Linked DNA regions of Homo sapiens: region 2 is linked to region 1. The links are chromatin contacts, found by Hi-C or POLR2A ChIA-PET in ENCODE. All regions are on one chromosome and are shown on one strand. Each heading gives the region's core, a stretch centred on a gene start or an enhancer-like site at or near the end of the contact. The rest is flanking DNA. Distances are from core to core; before and after follow the strand shown. Region 1 overlaps LOC124900784 (a long non-coding RNA gene). Region 2 overlaps MAML3 (mastermind like transcriptional coactivator 3).

The links. Hi-C counts contacts between places; a loop is a spot of excess contacts on that map. ChIA-PET counts read pairs that join two places held with the same protein, here RNA polymerase II (POLR2A). Pooled maps may share reads with other maps.
Region 2: a pooled map shows a loop between it and region 1 (4-fold over the local background). The contact joins two enhancer-like sites. A Hi-C loop is called at or near these places in 8 of 50 pooled maps. POLR2A ChIA-PET finds 5 or more read pairs at or near these places in 6 of 52 experiments (H1, HEK293, PC-3 and 3 more).

What each region holds. Positions count from the first base shown.
Region 1 is chr4:140,240,728-140,246,651 of GRCh38, forward strand. LOC124900784 (a long non-coding RNA gene) reads left to right here. Exons shown (of 2, transcript XR_007058280.1): 2 at 1-3,192. Among named protein-coding and RNA genes, the nearest start is that of MAML3, 90 kb to the left of the region's middle. RefSeq lists a silencer at 2,727-2,916. Within about 2 kb of position 2,309, at least 20 of the 41 ENCODE cell types and tissues checked have a DNase peak (open chromatin) inside an H3K27ac peak, as active enhancers do.
Region 2 is chr4:139,974,497-139,981,231 of GRCh38, forward strand. All of the region lies in intron 1 of MAML3 (mastermind like transcriptional coactivator 3), which reads right to left. Among named protein-coding and RNA genes, the nearest start is that of MAML3-AS1, 150 kb to the right of the region's middle. RefSeq lists an enhancer at 4,609-4,658. Within about 2 kb of position 4,380, at least 2 of the 41 ENCODE cell types and tissues checked have a DNase peak (open chromatin) inside an H3K27ac peak, as active enhancers do.

The DNA of each region.
Region 1 (5,924 bases), core at 1,059-3,558:
TTAAATTCAATATCATCAGTCAATCCACTACTAACAGATCAAGATCCTATAAACCTAATGGCAGGACTTCCTAAACATTTACTTTATTTTTATATATATATTTTTTGAGACGGAGTCTCAGTCTGCTCCCCAGGCTGGAGTGCAATGGCATGATCTCGGCTCACTGCAACTTCTACCTCCCGGGTTCAGGTTCAAGCGATTCTCCTGCCTCGGCCTCCCAAGTAGCTGGCACTACAGGCATGTGCCACCACACCCAGCTAATGTTTGTATTTTTAGTAGAGACGGGGTTTCACTATGTTGGCCAGGCTGTTCTCAAACTCCTGACCTTGTGATCCACCTGCTTCAGCCTCCCAAAGTGCTGGGATTACAGGCGTGAGCCACCGCACCGAGCCACATTTACTTTATTTAAAAATCTATTTTTGACACTAAGAGATTTTCCTTCCTTAATATCAGAACTGTGCCAAGAATTAGATGGATGGCAAAATAATTAAAATTTCATGTTAATGTTCATATGTTGTGATCATGCGTATCACCATGTATAAGTCAACCAAATGCTTAGGTTGATGGAACATTCCTATTTAAAAATTAAAGTTGTGACCCATTTTCCTTCACATATTGTCGGCTCAAATATGTACCTGTTCCCTTTAGGCTTTCAGCCCGACTCAGCCACTAGCTTTGTGACCTTCGGCAAAGGCCCTGAACCTCAATCTCCTACTCTGCAAATGGGAGCAGTCAGGTTTGTCTCAGATTTTTTGCAAAGGCTAATTGACTTCATGTTTGTAAAAGTATTGGAAGCAACCCCTGGCACGTAGACAGTGCTTAGTGAATACCATTTCCTTTTTCCCCCTTTGAATATGTTTGTTATGAAATGCTTGAGTTTTTGGAGCCAAGGTATACTTTTATATACCTTGCTCACAATTCTATAAGGTAGCTAAGGAAGGTACAATTCTATAAGGTAGCTAAGGAAGGTGCAATTATGCCTTTCATATATAGAAGAAAACTCTGTCTCTGAGAGGTAATTTGCTCAGAGTCAGGCTGCAAATTGGTGCAGAACTAGAAGCCTGGCACCCTAATTCCTAGTCCTGTGATCTTTCCATTAACTTTTTATTGCCACCATTGCCTCCGCCTCAATGAAAGCTCCTGTTGTAGCCCACCCCAAACCAATTCCAGCTCCCAGGATGTGGCTCCTCGGTGCCTCTTTCCACCCCTCCCTGCACTGTTGCCCTAGCTTCAACTCCATCCCATTTTTCAGTGACTTCCCTCTACCTCTACCTGGGTCTGGATGCTCAGAGACTAATCTACATAGTGTATGAGTCCAAATGACTTTGGGAGGAAGGTTCTTTTAAACAAAAGAGGTTGAATTAGATACCACCATACATATTGTGTTGTTAAATATCTACAGCATGATAAAATCATTCCAAATGTCACCAATCCCTGGGGAGTTTATTAATAATTAAGCATTTTTAGTTCACTTAGAAATGCAGATTCCATTTAACAACAGAATGTACACTAAATATGTCCATTATATTGCAGCTTGCAGCAGAATATGTTAGAGATCTCAGCTGGGTTTCTCCAGGACAGATGACAAAGTTAATGCAGGTATCAGTCTTTCCTAAAGGTGGCAGAGGAGCCAAAAGCAGCATCCTGGATTGGTTTATAGGGTCTGCATTTATTAGGAGTGTTTATTAGGATGTCTAATAATGGAAAAGACAACTTGGCAAGGGTAGGAGTGGATTGGAGGAGAGCCGGGAGAAGCCCAAAGGAAATGGGATGATCTCGAAAAACAAAAGGAAGGGCAGCAACCCAGGGTCTGTGGTGTGTGAATCATTTGTCCACACACTGATTTTTAAGGTTTTCAAGGAACAGGCAAACAAAGCTATCATTTTATATGTTCCACTTGCTTGGAAGGCCATTTACATTTTTTTTGGCTTATTCCGGAAAGATAGTCATGGTTACACACACACACACACACACACACACACACTACACACACTACACACATGTACTCCACACACACACACACACACTTCACACACATGCACACACACACTCACATATACACACATGCACAAGCACTTTTCTTTAAAATGCAGTTTTATTTCCTGGGCAAGGACAGAACAGCGAATATCAAGAAAGGAAGAATGGGGAAGAAGGGAAGGGCAGGAAGGAAGGAGTGGAGGGAGGAAGGCAGGCAAGCAAAAAGGCTGGCAACCTTCTTTGTCTCTTCCATAGATTTACTGTTTCTTCCTAGGCCCACCAAAAAAGGTTCCTTTTGAAGGTGATACAGAGGAGGGAGGAAAAGAGAGAGAAATTGAGATAAAGAGGAAGTGGGGCGCGGTTGTGGTGAGATGCAGGGAAATGAGCTGATCCAGGCATTAGTGTTGGAGCTCTCGCTCGCTGTGCAATGCAGGATCTTGGGCATGTTATTTAACTTCTCTGTCTAGGCCCCTTTCCTACCAGCAGAAGTTTTCATGATCTTACAGACTCCCTCTAGCCTTCATGTTCCAGAAACCTAGGCTTGAAGCAGTGAGAAGGCCCCTTCTTAATGATACCTGAAAACTTTGCAAGCTTTTAGCAGAAAATGACTGTGGATAAATACTTCTATTTCCTCGTTTTCCAAACGGAAACTACATTGCAAGCTATGCCACTTCTTTCCTCTCTCACTTAAAGCACCTGCCAAACTAATAAAAGAGTCATAAATTTAGTTGTAAGGGCTCCAACAAAAGAGAAAATCCCCGCCTACTAGGGCAGCCAGGCTGTCACCAGGAAGTAAAAGCTGCAGCGGAGACTGCTCTTGTGTAGAGTGTAGCCAGTCTGGGTGCTGGAGGGGCAGCAAGGCCGAGAAGCAGCACAGAATGAACATGGGCAAAGGACTCAGCTAACACTGCAGTTTCTTAATTTCCTTCCTGAGATGATTGGGGTTCAGGGTCCAGTGAGTACCGCCTCAAAGGGACTTCCCGGTCTGAAAATGGTGTGTGCATGTCTGGGGACTCACTCCCCAGGTGTTCTCCAAAACCAACACTTTCTGTTGTTTGAGGAGAGGGCAAGGAGTGTTATTTATCGCACAGCTGCCTTGGGAGAATTAGGGAGGGAGCTGAGCTTCAAAACAGCTTGTGAACTTAGAGACTAGGAAATGGTGGAGAAAGATGACTTAAAGCCAAATAGATTAATAAACTCAATTATCTGGATGGTTTTCATTAGCCACTGGTTTTCCTTTTCTGAAAATCACGGCTGTTTTTTCCTGCTATGAACCAGCACATCCCCAGTGAGAACAGTGTTTATTATATTTCAACATTCACAGAAGCAGGTGGTGAGCTTTCCCATTTTGCCTTAACACAGACACACACATATCACCACCACCACCAATAACAACCTGATAATGCAAAGAATTGCTTTGCTCTGTCTCTTTAAATAATCTAAAAATACTCCTTGGGTACCATCAAGGCTAATCATCACAATTATGCTTATAACCAAGCGGGTACCACCACCTATGGTCCATATGTTGCTTCAGATAGGGACTGCAGGGTCATATTAGATAGGGCATGGCCTCACTCTTCAGCAGGATTAACAGAAGATGTGTGCACGTGTGTGTGTTTGTGTGTGGGAATTGTTACCAGGTTTAGCTCCTGTAATTTCTCACACTTTAGGTTCCTGGCATAGAAAAGCATCTTTGAAATTTCTAGGGTTCTAAGCATAATCACAGATTTTTCAAGCTGGCAGGAGTAGGGTCCAACCAACTCACTGTGTAGATGATTAAACTGTGGCTCCAAGAAGTTAGCAGATGAAGGGTGGGTCACCCAGTTGGTTGGTCAGAGATCCAGGAATGGAATCTTGGCCTCCAGGTTCCTTGTCCTGTGCTCTTTCTACTCAGTGTGGATTTGAGATCTGTTTTGCAGAATTTCCTTTAGGTTTTGTACTCAGCTGGAGACCACACATCATGTTATGGGTTTATGTATCCAAAGTCTTCACTAGTCAAGTGTTCCCCAGCACTCTCTGCGCTGGTCCACACTGTCACAAGGCCACATCGCTGCAAAAAGATATGGCAGGAGCACTCGGCTCCGACAGAACACACGTGCTTTTTCATCAATATCCTTTTTCTTTGCTCTGAGGTTAATTTCTGCTTGGCCTCAATTTCTTTTTTATCTGTGCCTATTCATTTATATTAGTTTGTATACCAACACTTACATCACTCATCTTTAAATCTGGGAGACATTGAACATAGCTAAATGCAACTCATAGAACCTGAAAAACAATCTAAGTCTAAGTTTGTGTAGTATTTCTTGTGTAGTATTTCTTATCCACTCCCCATAGTGATATGATAAGTGGGAACTTTGAAATCATGTCAGTATCAAACCTCCCTTCTGAAGATGAGGCTAAATGACCTGCCCAAGGACATTACACAGAGCTGGGAAGGGAATGGTCTCCCTAGACTCACCAACTTTTCTTCTTTTGATTATGCCACAAGACTTATGAACCTGCCAAAATCTACATTTACACCCTCTGCTCTTTTCCAAACCCCTGGTATAGACACTAGAGGTCAATGAGATGTACATGACATGTGCATGGAAAGAATATGGAGAGGACAGGATAAGGCCTGAGCAACCTAGCTTATGCTGTTCAATGAATGAGCTACAAGCCATGTGTGCATATTTAAGTTAAAATTAAGTTAAAATTAAACATTTAGTTCCATAGTTGTACTAACCACCTTTCAAGTATTCAGGAGCCAGAAGTGGCTAATGGCTACAACATTACACAGTACAGATATGGAACACTGCTGTCACAGCAGAAACTTCCAGACCTTCGGCCATCAGGACCAAATAATAATAATTACCATATACTGAGCCCCAATAGCATACCACACCCTGTCACTTGTGTTTAGTGCCTATTATCTAATTAATCTTTGTAAAAGCCACAAGGTATTATTATTATTTGTATTTGCCAGAGGAAGAAACTGACCTGTAAAATTCTTAATAATTTGCCCTCAGTGTTTGATAGTAAATGGCAGAAATATGAACACAGACCTGTCGATGGCAAACTATAATATGACCTCCATTTCTCTGTGAGGAGCCATAAAGACTGATAACAATCTAGCAAACATTTATTGAGCAGCTACTATGTGCCAGGCGCTGTTCTAACAAGTAGCATACATATTCATAGACTCCTCTATAAGGTAGGTATGATTATTATAATTTTATAGGTGAAGAAATGAGCTTAGGAAAGTTGAGAAACTCTCTTGTGGTCATCTGACTACTAAACAATAGAGTCAAGATTTGAACCCAGGCCATCTGATTCTATAACCTGAGTTCCAAACTGCCACAATCCACTGATGAACAATTGGTGGTTGCATCTGGGTTGTACGAAAGTCAAGGACTGACCTGTGGCTTATGGTTCCAATCTTTGTTCACAGGGCTGGTTGCTCTTTCCAGATGGGCTCCCTTGCGGGGCCAGTCCTCAAATGCCTCTGGTCAGAAGGATCTGCTCTGTTTCTCCCTGCTGCTGGCCAGCAAGGTCTGTTGCTGTCTCTGTAAAGCTGTTACTGCTAGAAGTCATCACAAAAAGCAACATTTGAGTAAGTCTTAACATGGGTCCTTTGGCCTGCTCCTTCAAGTTGTCCCACTGCAGCTCACCACAGGGCAACTTTAAGAGCATCCTGTTGACATTCCTTCTTAACATTTGGCCAGCCCAGAAGACATCCCTTCAGTCCTGGTGGGCTGGCTGCACTCCAGGGCATGTTGGTGAATCTAGCATATCCTTTAATGTGAAGCAGTCTAATAGGCTCGTGAACTGGCTCAAAAAGTTGGCGGTGATATTTGCGGCACTGGTCTGTGGATTTTTATTTAGTTTGGTCTAAAACCAGGAGGCATATGGACACCATATTCCACCTGCCAGCCTCATCAGGATATTCTGATTTTTTTCTCTATTTT
Region 2 (6,735 bases), core at 3,130-5,629, 260 kb before region 1:
CCTTAATGTACTTATAATTTCATTGAGAAAGGCAGTGTACACATTAAACAGCTAGTTGAGCGAATTTGGCAATATCCTAAACATTGCTGGGCTTCTATTTCCTCACTGGTAAAATGAAGGAGTCAGAAGAGATGATTCCCGAGACTCTTCTAGGTCTCAAGTTCTATAAACCTTTCAATGCCTACGTAGAAAACAATCCAAGATAATATATGGTGAAGTCCAGATAATATATGGTCAAGTCCATATATTATATTGTATTTATTGATAAATAATCAATACGATAGGAGGTCAGAGAAGAGAGAGATCAATTTTGAGGTGGCAAAGGTTTTCTGGAAAAAGAAACTTCAGCTTGGACTTGAAGGACGGGTAGAATGTGAAAGGGGCAGGAGGTGGTCACTGTTTACTAAGAGTGCAGAGGGCTTGTGCAGGGTGACTGGAAAAATTCTTGATTAGGGACAGGGAAGATGAGTTTGTATTTGTCTCTGTGGATAAAGGGATTATATGTTGTCAAGTGGTGGATTTAAGTAGGGGAAGTGATATGACGACTTGGTGACATGATCCTATTAACCTGCAAGTCAGATCACACCATTCTCTTCTCAGAGCCATCCAGCAGCATCCCATCTCTCTCAGATAAAAGCCAAAGTCCTTGCAAGGGCTTGCAAGGCTTTGCAGCATCTGCTTCTTCCACCCCTATCAACTGTCGCCTTATGTCCTCCTCTCCCACACCAGCCTCCTCAGAGTCTTCCTCATATACCAGGCACACTTCAAGCATTTTCACATGCGTTTCCTCTGCCTAGACTGCTCTTTCCTCAGGTATCTCCATGTTTGGCTACTCCTTCATGTAATTGCTCAAATGTCACTTTTCAGTGAAGCCTTCCCTATCACCGTATCTAAAATTGCAGCCTACCCTTTCCATACACACAGGCTCACACATGAACACGCGTGCAGGCATGCACACACACACACCCCATATACCTCCTTATCTCCCTTCCCTGCTCTACTTTTTTCATTACATCTACCATATTCTACCATGTGATATGATTTATTTACTTTCTAAAATGTCTCTATCCACTGCCCTCCTCCCTTAGGTAGTATAAACTCCATGAGGAAAGGGGGTTTTGTCTGCTTTATTCACTGCTGTATGTCTCAAGCCTAGAACAGTGTCTGGCCTAGAATAGGGGCCCAGGAACTATTTGTCCAGTGAATGAAGGCATGAATATAATGAAAAAGGTGTGAAGTCATTAACCTCACAGATTGAACTGCAAAGTGGAGGGCCTAGAGGTTATGAAAACTTGGACTAAAGGAAGGCAATGGGAAGAAAAAAGGAGCTGACTAGGAGAGACTTCATCAAGAAATAACAACCAGGGGCTGTTAACTATCTCAGTGTTCAGGCCTGGATTAAAGGAAATATATTCACCATGGGAATTAGGAGAATGTTAGGGGCAAAAGAGGAACTGAAAATGTACTGAAAATAAAATGATGCATAGTTTTATAAACAAATATCAGTCAGATTTAACTTCAGTTGTTTCCAAACATAATTGATTGCTATTTTCTTCCTGCTTACATTTCTGAGAATGGCTAAAAGGAAACTAAAAAAGAAGGAAGTGGGAAATGTGTAACGTGCCATACTTTCCTTTTAAGGCAACTTCAGCCTGAATGCTGGGCAAAGCCTCCCACATTTCACAATTTGTTCTCTATCAGCTCTCAGGAACACAAAATACAGGAAAGACAGATCCTGTTCTTCTGGTTTTTTTTCTTTTCTTCTTCTTCTCTTCATTATGTTTTCTCCTCCCCCAAAAACAGTAATCAGAGCAGATGACAAGAAATCTTTTTAACATCAGCCTTGGTGTAATAAGCATCTTGGAAATGGAAAAAGCAAGAGGGGATGTGATGAAGTCTTTACCAGTCTGTGCAGATGTTAAGACTTTACTAGAGCCACAGCAAGAAAGTACTATTTATGTCAGGTTAATATCTTATTCATACATTTCTTTAGAAATTATGAAGGCATAGTACATTAACATCCAGTCATCCAATATTACTTAGAATCATAGGTGATACCTTCAGGAAAAAAAAGGTGGATGATCTTATTTCCTGATTGAAGAAATCTCAAGTACAGTTGAGAAGCCATATGTGGTTAGTATGTACTTAAGATATGAGCTTTAAAAGCAAGTCCTACATTTCTGCAAATTCAAATTTTACTATTACCTCTTTTAAAATTCAGTGTTTTTTAGAGGCATTTGCTTAATTAAGTTTGATTCTATACTTATTTTTCTGCCTTTTAAATACATACCCTAAATTAAAACTAAATCAGTGGTTCTCAACTAGGGTGATTTTTTTTTCCCTCCAGGGCACATCTGGCAATGTCTGGAGATAGTTTTCACGACTGTGGGGAGAAGAGGGTGTCACATCCATTAAACAGAGGCCCAGGTACTATGGTCTGAATGGCTGTATTCCCCCAAAATTCATATGTTAAAACCTGATCATCAATGTGCCATATTAGAAGGTGGGGCTTTTAGGAAGGGAATCAGGTCGTAAGGGCAGAGCCTCATGAATGGGATTTGCCCTTATAAGAGTTCCTGGTGAGCTGCTTCGGCCCTTCCACCAGGAGACATGCAGCAAGAAGGCACCATCTATGAACCAGGAAACAGGCCCTCACCAGACACTGAATCTTGATCTTCAACTTCTCAGCCTGCAGAACTGTGAGAAATAAATTTCTGTTGTTTATAAACCACCCAGTTAATGGTATCTTGTCATAGCAGCCCAAATGGACTAGGGATGCTGCTGAACATCCCAGAGTACGCAGGACGGCCCCCGCCACAGAGAAGAATCTAATTTAAAATGCTGATAGTGCCGAGGGTGAGAAACTCTGGCCTAAATCATCTCTGATAGAGATCCCCAAATTATGATAAAGCAATAACCATTTTAGTCCAAGTGTGTCCTTCACATAAGACTAAGGAGTGGAAGAGTGGAGCTCTGCAAATTGCATTGTTTAAAAATGCAGTCAGACCCTACTTTGGAACATTCTGCCCTTACTGGTAATACTAATTATGAACATATAGATTAAGTCTCCAGATAAGAATTAAAAGGATGTTCTGGCCAGGCGCGGTAGCTCACGCCTGTAATCCCAGCACCTTGGGAGGCCGAGGCGGTTGGATCACCTGAGGTCATGAGTTCGAGACCAGCCCAGCCAACATGGTGAAACCCCGTCTCTACTAAAAATACAAAAATCAGCTGGGTGTGGTGGCATGTGCCTGTAATCCAAGCTACTCAGGAGGCTGAGGCAGGAGAATTGCTGGAACCCAGGAGGCAGATGCTGCAGTGAGCCAAGATCTTGCCACTGCACTCCAGCCAGGGCCACAGAGTGAAACTCCCTAACAAAAAAACAAAAAACAAAAAACAAAAAAAAAACAAAAAAAGGATCTTCTATGCTCTTTTCTGTTCCTACACAGAAATTACAGGAAATTCATCACAGAATCAGTGAACACCAAAGCTGAAAGGGACTGCAGAAGGTAGCACAATGGATCCTCTCACTTTACTGATGGGAGGGGAAGTGGTGCAGACTGAGGTCACAGTCTTGCTTTCAGGCCCCAGCTGGTCAGTTTCAGAGCTTGGATTAGAATTCACTCCATCCCTCAGGTCTGTGCTCCTTCTCCTTGACTCGGAAGCAAATGTGAAGAATGGAGCCCAAGAAGGTTACAAAAAAAAGTCTTTGGACCAAAGTCTCTCTCTTGATTTCAGCCTCAAAGGAAGTGAGCTAATGTGGAGATGCATGGCACTCCTGGCTCCCCATCTTTGGGAGTGGTGAGCCTCCCAAGCACAGGAAGATTCAGCACCAACTCTAGCTGCAGATCTATCCCAAGGCCCAGATTGCATTAGCCAAGACCTCTCCAGGAAGCCTGTTGGAGTGAGCAGAGAAGAGCCTCAACAGGTGGCAAGTGGTCTCAAGTGCCACTTCTCTCTGAAAGGAAAGTCCTGCAAAAATGAAAATCTGCAAATGCTTTAAAAACGAGTGGCAGAGGATGGCGTCTCTGCCCTTTCTCCTCCTGGGTAAAGGGCAGTTGACCCTCACTATGTCTTCCAAATGCCTCCCATGACTTCCCAGCATCAACCACATCAAAAAAAAAGAGAGAGAGAGAGAGCACACAACTGCGCTAGGCATTCACAACATTCTCTTCCTTCAGGGGCTCCAATCTGGGCCCTGGCAGGTTATCAAAGAGACTTGGGTCTCTTTGTCCCCCATCCCTAATCTGTCTTGGTGTCTCTCTTTGGCCCTCCCATGGATGACATCCCCCCCAGAGACCTTGCCAGTCAGCCTGCCCACCTGGCCTCCCCACAGAACTGGCTATATAGCAGGAAACGGATTTGCCACTTCTCCATTTCCAGATGGCACTGAAACAAGTACACATCCTCCTTTCACTTTCAAAGAGCTCTATGACTACTTTCAAAGAGCTCTATGACTACTTTCAAAGAGCTCTATGACTAGTTACCTTAGAGAAACTGACAGAACAAAGGAACAAGCCTGCTTATGTGGTACTAGTAAAATCATAATATCAGCCACTACTTATGAAGCATTTTGTATGTGTCCGGCTCTGTATTAGGTGTTACACCTGCATTATCTACAAGCCTTTCATCAATCCTGCAAGGAAAGTATTAGTTTTACTCCCATTGTAAAGGTGAGAGAACTAAGGATTAGAATGATTTGAGACCACAGAACTTGTAAATAAAATTTTAAACATTTTGGTCTAAGTTGCCTTTCTCTTCAACATGCTAGAAATGAGTCTAGACTTACCTGGCTCATAGCTCCCTCTTTAGCTCTTTTACATGGCATTCATTTAAACATGCCTTCTCACATTTTTCTGCTTGGAGGCAGAGCTTGTCCAACCACCCCTCCATAGACACCACTGCCTCCCAGCTCCATTTGCCCCTGTCTGCTGAGCTCCTTCTATACTGTCCACATGTGTTCTCTAGTTGCTGCTTTAGCTCTATCCATGCCCAGCCACTAACAGTTGGGTTAGTGGTTGCTACGGTTTGAATGTGTCCCCTCAAAACTTCAGGTGTTGCCAATGTGACAGTATCAAGAGGTAACAGGGCCTTTAAGAGGCCATGAAGGCTACTCCCTCATGAATAGCAGTAAGGCCCTTATAAAAGAGGCTTCCCACAGTGTTCAGTTAGCTTGATCTTCTACCTTTCTGCCATGTGAGGACACAGTGTTCCTCCCCTTTAGAAGATGTGGCATCAAGGTACCATCTTGGAGACAGAGAGTAGCCCTCCCCAGACATCTGAACCTGCTGGTGCCGTGATCTCGGACTTCCCAGCCTCTAGAACTGTGAGAAAACAAATTTCTGTTCTTGATAAATTACCCAGTCCTGGGTATGTTGTTACAGCAGCACAAAATGGACTAAGGCAGTGGTTCTCTGGAACAACTGCCAATAGTAAGTAGGAATATCCCATTGTCCCACCCAGGGTCTAGGTGAGTACGGACAGTCTCAGGGCTTGACTGAGCACTGAGCTATTTTCTCTCTGGACTATCTTACTATCTGTTTGGCTGGCCTGCTACAGAGCTTCTGGGATCTGGGCTCTCCCTTTATGCATTCGGCATCTTCCAGAGGCCAAGCCCAGCCCGGACTCCAGCTAGCTGTCTGGAGGCCCTAGTTCAGACAAGCCTCTTTATCTTAGGGCTTGAGGCCTGGCTTCTGGGATCCCTCATGTCATCTGGAAGAAGGATCCTGTTGGCTTTACAACCTCAATACCCACAGACAATAAAGACTGGGTCCACTCTAAGAATCAGTTGTCACCCTCCACCTTGATCCCTGAGAAAATTCCCTTCCCCCACCCTCTGCATACACACCTCCTTTGGCCATTACTGTGGCCTTATTTTGACTTGATTTTTTCCCCCAGTCTCTGAAGCTTTGTGAGAGTTTTGGCTAAGACATCATCTCCCTAGCCTCCATTCCTGGTTTAGACCCAGGCTGATTTACTTCTCTACATGGAGTCCAAACATATTAAAAATCTAATGCCCTGGGCTACCCTGATTGTAGTCTGCTCACCCTCTAGATCCCGGTTAACTTAGGAAGACTCATAAAGGTGCTTTTAGTCTAATGATCGAGTTAAGTTGTCCAAATCAAGAGTCACCAGACTCCCGGGGTATTCATTGTCCATTCAACAAATATCCACTGAGTGTCTGCTATGTAGTCAGCACTGATGGTGGCATTTGGTGTTAGGGATTCAGCAGTGAGCATGACAGCCAAGGTTCTTCCTCTCAAGGAGCTCGTATTCTGCTGCAGGAAGACAGGCAATACATGAATAAACAAGTAATAATAATAATAACAATAATAAAACCATTGGTGGTCAGCCTCACTCAGAGAAGTAAAATAAGCTACTGCGGTAGAGAATTGTGTAGCCAGAGAATACTCCTCTCTGTTGATTTTAAGCTAAAATCTGAATTACAAGAAGAGTTCCAGGCAAAAGTTCTGGGTTGGGAACAGAAAGAATGCCAATGTTGTTTTTAAAAACAATCTTTTATTTTAGAAATAGTATATTAGTTTCCTAGAGCTGCCACAACAAAATACCACAGACTGGGCGGCTTAGACAACAGGCATTTATTTTCTCAGCGTTCTGGAGTCTGGAAGCCCAAGATCAAGGTCCTGGCAAGGTTGGGTTCTTCTGAGAACTCTCTCCTTGGCTTGCAGACAGCTGCCTTCTTGCTGCCTCTTCACATGGCCATCTCTCTGTGCA